2 separate regions of the Homo sapiens genome follow, and region 2 is linked to region 1. A link is an interaction called in ENCODE POLR2A ChIA-PET data of the cell type or tissue named here. Cell type or tissue: OCI-LY7. All regions are shown on one strand. Region 1 overlaps SSBP2 (single stranded DNA binding protein 2). Region 2 overlaps SSBP2 (single stranded DNA binding protein 2).

Evidence for each region. ChIA-PET counts read pairs that join two places held together with the same protein. Peaks named below come from ENCODE experiments on the same cell type or tissue, not always from the same donor. Only the 100,000 strongest peaks of a DNase experiment are listed, where the experiment ranks them.
Region 2: POLR2A ChIA-PET joins it to region 1 with 5 read pairs; 1 of 35 experiments calls an interaction of 5 or more read pairs at or near these places.

Annotation. Positions count from the first base shown.
Region 1 is chr5:81,551,242-81,555,241 of GRCh38, reverse strand. The region is part of intron 4 of SSBP2 (single stranded DNA binding protein 2); the gene reads left to right. Among named protein-coding and RNA genes, the nearest start is that of ACOT12, 160 kb to the right of the region's middle. In OCI-LY7, no CTCF peak of the experiment used is centred here; no DNase peak of the experiment used is centred here; H3K27ac peaks cover 499 bases.
Region 2 is chr5:81,734,699-81,738,698 of GRCh38, reverse strand. The region is part of intron 1 of SSBP2 (single stranded DNA binding protein 2); the gene reads left to right. Among named protein-coding and RNA genes, the nearest start is that of SSBP2, 14 kb to the left of the region's middle. In OCI-LY7, no CTCF peak of the experiment used is centred here; a DNase peak (open chromatin) is centred at 2,418.

The DNA.
Region 1 (4,000 bases):
ATAATGTTTTATATTAGTGATTTATTTTTAATTAGAAAAATTAAATTTATTTTGCTATAAATAAAGTCTGTACTTTATTATAGAAGTGGAGGACCTTGTTTTGTAAGAAATCACAATTATTTCTTTAAACAAGGCAAAGAAATTTTATTTGGTCAAAAATAATCAGAAATTACAGAAAGCAATATTGAGTGAAGTACTGTTATTAACCAGATGAAACTTAAAGTAGTTTTACTGTGGTATTCTACTGCAACATCTGCACGGTGGCACTACCCAGATGCTCACTATAAAGTTCAATGGCTCCTGACAAGCATTAAGTTCCTTTCAGTGGCTGTACTATGTTAGGAGTCATTGAAACAGAAGAGAAATCAGATTTTACCAAAGTTTATCTCTTAAGTCAACACATTTTTATTTAAATTATCATCATGAATGGTATTTATTATCTCTATAATGACCAAATCAGTTGTTGAGAGCTATCTTAGTATAAAAGCTTAGGATACAAATTACTGGCTTGCCCATAAACTGTCATGCAAAACAAACAAACCAAAGCAAATAACAATTCTAAACCTCTTTTTCTATTTGTCCTTTAAATATAAGTCAAAAAGGCTAGTGGTTTATTAGCTATAACTAAAATATAATTTGTAGGAGGAATTTTTATGTAACCATTGTTAAAAACAAATTAATTCAATAGAGAATGAGCCTCAGAGCAAGAATATATGTGGATATACATAGTGTTTTTATGTGAAATATAAAATTTGAGCCTTTGTGTTAATTAAATATATAATTATTATCTAAAATTAAATAAATATAATTATATATTTAAAATTGTACATACTTGTGCATTATTTTATTCAGCCATTCCACTAACTAGTATGACCATGAATAATGAAATGGTTTTGAATGAAAGAATGTCAGTAATAGGCATATTTACAAGAAATTTCATGTTAATTAAATCCATTATGTTACAGAATTTTTTAAGGAGAAGTGGTAGAAGTCCCACTTATGATTGTTTGACAATGGACTAAAAAAGTCTACACATTGTTGGGACCAAGCATCACTGGCCATAGATGTGTCAGATGTCCTAATGGATCTTATTTATATCTAATTTTTATTATTCAAGTTGATTTTAATCATAATGTAGACCGGAATCTGTTTTTGTTACTTATGCAAGCACTCTCTTTTTTTAAAATTAATGGATTTCTCATTTATTCAGGAAGTCTCTAATGGCATTTGGGGGAGGGGAAGTTTATTAGTTCCTTCCTGAGTAATGCAGTTTTTATTTCTTGTTGAAACTGTGGTCTCAGCCAAAAATCAGTGTTGGGTGGAAGAAAGTATTAATAAAAAAGGGTAGGAGAGAAGGAGGGAAAGAAAGCAGGAAAGGATAAAGGTAGGAAAGGATGGTAAGAAAAGAAGAGAAAGCAAAAAAGGAAAACAAGAAAGTTAACTATACAAACATTTAGTTCACTTGTATAAAAAGTAAATACATTGTAAATTGTTCTGCTGAAACAACAACATCCTGTCCTTATCTCACTTCTACACCCTGCTGCCTCTATTTCCTGCTGCCCTGATGATGATATTTTATTTATATATAAATATATGAAGCAATATGTATATTTTGATGATGTTTGTTACTGAATTTCTAAGTAATTGAAACATAAAGGAGAATTATTCTGGTTATAAATTTTTCTGAGTTTTTATATGATTACTGGAAAATAGCTAGCCATTTCTATAACTTTATAAGTTTACTTCAGTAATGATATTTTTCTGATGCTATGAGTTAAGAAAATGTCCAGCCCAAGTCTGGGGTTTAGGGAGTAGCTAGTATGTAGTGTGTGGAGAGGTGCAGGGTGGAGTGTATCACAATCCTGCTATTTCCCTTATAAAATAAACTTGTTTCTGAAAGATTCTTATATTTTTAGAATTGATCTCTCAGCCTTTGTAATTTTTATAAATATTTAACTTGTCTAGAGAAAATAAAACATAAAAGGTAGTTACAGAGAGTAGGGTCACAAGTGAAAGAATAGGTTTTGCATGTACATTTCGTGTTGGCTCTACTTAACCTTACAATCCATATTGAGGAAGGTAAATTCAATATTGCTGTTAATCAAATCACTGAGCTTAAGTGACTCACCCAAGGCCTCATGGACAATGGACAATTGTTAGGGTTGAATGAGAATTCATACCTCCTCTTCCGATTCTCAGCAGTCATGGAGTCTCATTATCATCCTCATTTCCTGAACTGCTACTGTGCTGGAAGTACTCCTGACAGTTTGTATCCTCCCTCAGAAGCTGTGACCTATTTTTAATGTTGCTTTTTCAGGTAAAGAGATAATATTACATGCTGTGTAATATTATCCATTGCTGTATAAATGGATGAAGAAGAATTTATAAATTCCAGACCTACTTAGCATTTTCATGCTCTTTATAATTACTAAAAGTCTATCACTATTTGAGTCACAGGTTAACTTAAAAAAATTAAAGAATCCAAAACTGTATTTTTGTTCTACCAATTCCTCTTCACATGCACACCTTTACATTATTTTCTGTAAATCCTGTTTTACTTTGGGTTTTTTTTTTTCTTCTTTCTTTTTTCTTTTTTTTTTTTAAGAGACATAGTCTTGCTCTGTTGCCCAGGCTGGAGTGCAGTGGTGTGATCTCAGCTCACTGCATCCTCTGCCTCCTGGGTTCAAGTGAGTCTTGTGCCTCAGCCTCCCAAGTAGGTGGGATTATGGGCATGTGTCGTCACACCTGGCTAATTTTTGTATTTTAGTAGAGACAGGGTTTTACCATGTTGGTCAGGCTGGTCTCAAACTCCTGTCCTCAAGTGATCCACCCACCTGGGCCTCCCAAAATTTTGGGATCACCAGACATGAGCCACCGTGCCCGGCCTTTACTTTGTTTTGACTGTAAATTTCTGGTTTCTTAATACAGTTTCCGATGATAATTAAATATTAGGTTCACTCTACTTCTTAACTATAGATATTTATTCTAAATACATATTATATGAACCCAGCTATGTCATATGGATTTGAGAACTAGCATTAAACATACTTTTAGGCTCTTGTTTGCTTATTTATCTCTCTATACAAGAATTAGCACAAATATTCATATACTCACTAACCAAGATAATGTTATTAATTTTATGCTACAAAACAAAATAAGCCATATCCAATATTTTCCTAATGTCAAGTGAATGTAACTAAAAAAGGAATGTAAGTGAGATCACAGTGTGTGAAGTGTGAGTTGATACACTGATACCTTTTATGATTCAATTAAATGTTTTCTGAAAATAGCCTCTTCAAATTCTTAGAAATTTCCTAAGAAATGTACAATAAGCATCAAAATGTGTAATTACTTTAGATCTATTTAATAGTTGTCAACATTTTAAAATAATAGTCTTGTAGATATTTTTTAAGTACCAGGACAATGACATAAAAATAAGCATAAATTGTAACTGTCTCTAAATTTAATAAAGTATACATTTTTACATTCCACAAAACTTAATTTTAATTGTTTTCAGCACTGACATATAATTACTAAATGTCACGTGACCAACAAAAAATTTAAATAAGATTTAAGTTGAGAGCTTTACTGGAAGAAATGCAGTTACATTTCTTTTAAATATTTTAGTAAATAAGTAATAAATACTTTTATTTTAATAAATAACAGAATGCAAGTGGAAAATTGCCGCCTGGAATCACTTGTTGTTCAAGCCTTCCCATTGAGAAAGACTGATTGTAGACTGACTGTCAGCATTTTAGAGGTTAATGCTATATAAAAGTATTTGCATTTCTAAAACTTTTTAAATCATGAGTATGATAAAATTCCAAAAATGGATACCTAAGGTGCTTCACTTGAAATACCATTAATTAGGAAAACTGTGATTATGCTTATGTTGAATATCTTCTGCAAATAAAATTATCAGATTTATTGTTATCAAGCAGATACATATACTTAAGAAAAATAAGGTCTTGTTTTTCTAATTCCCAAAACCAAATGTATT
Region 2 (4,000 bases), 180 kb before region 1:
ATGTAGAATAGATCAGACTTGGTGGCCTAAGTGTGAAAATTAGGATTTTTAAAGATGGCTGCAATTGTTGGTAGAAGTTTTAGTCACAGACTTTGGGATACAGGAGGAGGAACAGGTAATTTTAAAGGTGTAAGGAGGAAGATGATGAGTTTAGTTTGAGATGCCATTAAGACCTAGCGATGGAGAAGTTTGGGAGGAACTTGGATATGTAGCTTTTGAGTTCCTGGAAGAAGTCTAGGCTGGAGATACAGAAATGAGAAAGGATAAGTGTGAGGAAACTAAGGCTTTAATAGGATAAGTAATTTAGCTGAAGTACACATGTTAGAGCTGAAATCTGAACTCAAGGTTTAGTTTATTATTTCTCTCTTTAAAAAAATAGCGTTATTGAAATCTGACATTCATACAGAAAAGTGCACATATCCTAAATGTGTAAATTTGATGAGTTTTCGCAAACTGAACACACCAGTGTAACCAAGTACCCACATCAAGAAAAAGAACATTACCAGCACTCTGGAAGCTTCATATGTGCTACCCATCTTGCTTGATTTTTAACAGCATAGATCAGTTTTGCTTGTTTTTGCTACTAATGTATGGCCCATTTGGTTTTGCATCTTGTATCATTTGAAGGCACGAAATAGGGATAAAGCCATTCTTCTTGGGAATGTGCAGGGAGAAAGTGTGAGGAAATCAGAGATGGAAGTTCGGGGAATATTTAAGGTATAGGTGGAATGAGAGTTTGAAATTGAGATTGAAAAGAACGGAGACATATGAGGGAAACGCATAAAGGACTGACATTAGCAGAAATCAAGGAAAGGGAGTTTTGAGAATGGAAGGGTGAGTTACCATGCCAGATTTGTAGAATGAACAAGAAGGTTAAACAGGGCTGAGTTTTTTGTTTTTTTTTTTTTTTTGAGATGGAGTCTCACTCTGTTGCCCAGGCTGGAGTGCAGTGGAGCAATCTCGGCTCACTGCAAGGTCTGTCTCCCGGGTTCATGCCATTCTCCTGCCTCAGCCTCTCGAGTAGCTGGGACTACAGGCGCCCGCCACCACACCCGGCTAATTTTTTTTTTTTGTATTTTTAGTAGAGACGGGGTTTCACCGTGTTAGCCAGTATGGTCTCAGTCTCCTGACCTCGTGATCCGCCTGCCTTGGCCTCCCAAAGTGCTGGGATTACAGGTGTGAGCCACCGCGCCTGGCCAAACAGGGCTCAGTTTTTAAGAAACCATCTGTGACTTAGGGAGGACAGTTTCAGTGGAGTGAACTCAAGTTAGATGCAGTGTTTTGGGAAATTGATAGAAGATGAGGTGGTGGAGATGTCAAATGTGGACAGCCTTCACTGGAGAAAGGAAGCATAGAGAGAAGACTTAACTGGAAGGGGACATACTTTTTTTTTTTTTTTTTTTTAACTTGGAGAATTTTGCAAGGAGGGGCAATAGTTGGAATAATTTTGGGTTTTATTGTGTTGTAAAGAGGTTTTGTGAACTCCAAAGTGTTTTAAACCACTTTTATTATTATTATCATTAAAGGATGACAATAATGGTATGCTACAGGGGACATGGAAAGGAAAGCCAGTAGGTAAAGTGGTTTTTAGCTTTAGTTAGGTGGGTGTTGAAAGTGACTGAGTGTATGAATTTTTAAAAAGTGATTTTGGGATGGATTACACTTGCTACCTTTTGTCAACTGATTTTTAAAAACTTTCTGAATTGTAGGAGATTAGAATTAAAGGGATCATTTTGAAGTGATAACTAGAAAATAACTGTGGTACCATGGAGAAAACTAAATTAATAACTGCCCACTCTGGCTACCAATCAGGCTATTAGCCTGTAAAGCAAAAGTTTGATGGGAAATTATTTTTTAACTCTCCCTTGGTTAGCTGACTTTTCTTTAGAATTGTATTTCTAAATTTCCTTTCTACTTTTTAAATTGGTAGAAGGGACAAATGAGAATACCTGAGTAAAGGCCCTATTTACAGAGCACAAATTGAGTTAATTTGATTAGCTTACTAGTACTCTTTAAAATACTTTTTATTATTTGAGTAATAAATATTCCAAGAAGAAAAATTTAGAGATACAGATAAGCAAAAATGAAGAAAATAAAAATAACCATATAATCTTTTAGACTTTTTAATATCCATACATGCATATACAAATTTTGATATTTAATGAGAAAAACATCAAAGCCACTTGACCAAAAAGCACCCTTTTAAATTCGAGGAGAAAAGGCAGCAAAAGATAACATTTGTGAGCATATATCAATTTCCAAGTTCCAATAAATACCTCCCTCAAAAACAAGATTAAAAAAAAGTTTAAATTCACTTATTATTCATTTATTCATTAACTACTTTTTTCAGCATCCTGCTCTGTGCCAGGCACTGTATAAGGCAGTGGGCAAGGTAAACCCTGCCAGAAAAGCAAACAGGGCTTTTGGCATAGCGCCAATTTTGTGCTTGGAAGAAGTCCAGTGAGGCTGTGATAGTTTCTAGAAGCAAAAAATTCAGTAGTGCCGTAGAGTGTGTGTGTGTGTGTGTGTGTGTGTGTGTGTGTGTGTGTGTGTGTTTCAGGGTAGTAGGATGTTTTTGGAAAAGTGGTAGAGGCTACAGAAATAAGCAATGACTAATTCTTGAAAGCCAGCCTAAGAATTATGAATTCATCCTGAGGCCAGTGGGGCCCACTCTTAAGATTGGGCAGCGACTTGATCCGAGTTTGTTTTCTACCAACTTGAGAACAGGAAACAATCTGAAATACTCGTTTCATTTTACCCAGGTGTAATAAAACACAGAAGGATTGATAAATACGTTTTGTCATTTTTAAGAGGATAAGCTTAATCTCAGAGGAGAGCAAATGCACATATAGAAATGATAAAGTATGGTTATCGATGTTCTATTTTATCTAATATTTTATGGTAAAATTTATATTTTGCTCTGTCAATAGGGAAGTTTATAAAATGTTGTGAGTTATCATTTGTAAAGCATGAATTCTTTATTAAAATTATCTTATTATTTAAAAATATACAGTCAGTCCTCTCTGTGGGTTCTACATCCGAGGATTCAACCAATAGTGGATTAAAAATATTCGAAAATCAAAAATGGATGGTTGCATATTCACTGATCAGTGTAGATTTTTCTTCTTGTCATTAATCTCTAAACAATACAGTATAAGAACTGTTTACATAGCATTTATATTAGGTGTTGTAAGTAATCTAGAGATGATTTAAAGTATAGGGAAGGATGTACATAGGTTATATGCAAATGCTACACCATTTTATGTAAGGGACTTGAGCATCCATTGATTTTGGTATCTGCAGTGGGTGGGGGGTGACCCTGGAACAAATCCCCCATGGATGTGGAAGGATGACTGTATTTAAATTTAAAATTTAAGTAATAAAAAAGTCCTATGTTATATATTACTAATAGTGTATTTCTACGTAAATCTCATGATTGTCTTATCAGAGCTTTGAAATGCAACTGATAGTATTTAGGGCTATTTATTTTTTGTTGTAGTTATCAAAGATACAATAAATTAGGTTTATCTCTATATATTTAATATAATTTGCAACATCCAGCATGAGAGGAATTAACTAAAGTTTGCAGCCATTGCTGTTCTAAGCAAAATTCTTAAGTGCTTTGATCATTAATTTAGCATGCTTAATATTCATTTAAAATCGGCAGTGAGGAGCATATGCAGGTCAACTTGATTTTTCTTTTCTCTTTTTTTTTTTTTTTTTTTTTTGAGATGGAGTCTTGCTCTGTCTCCCAGGCTGGAGTGCAGTGGCACGATCTCGGCTCACTGCAAGCTCCTCCTCCCGGGTTCACACCATTATCCTGCCTCAGCCTCCTGAGTAGCTGGGACTACAGGTGCCCACCTCCACGCCCGGCTAGTTTTTTGTGTTTTTAGTAGAGACAGAGTTTCACCGTGTTAGCCAGGATGGTCTTGATCTCCTGACCTCATGATCTGCCCGCCTCGGCCTCCCAAAGTGATGGCATTACAGGCGTGAGCCACCG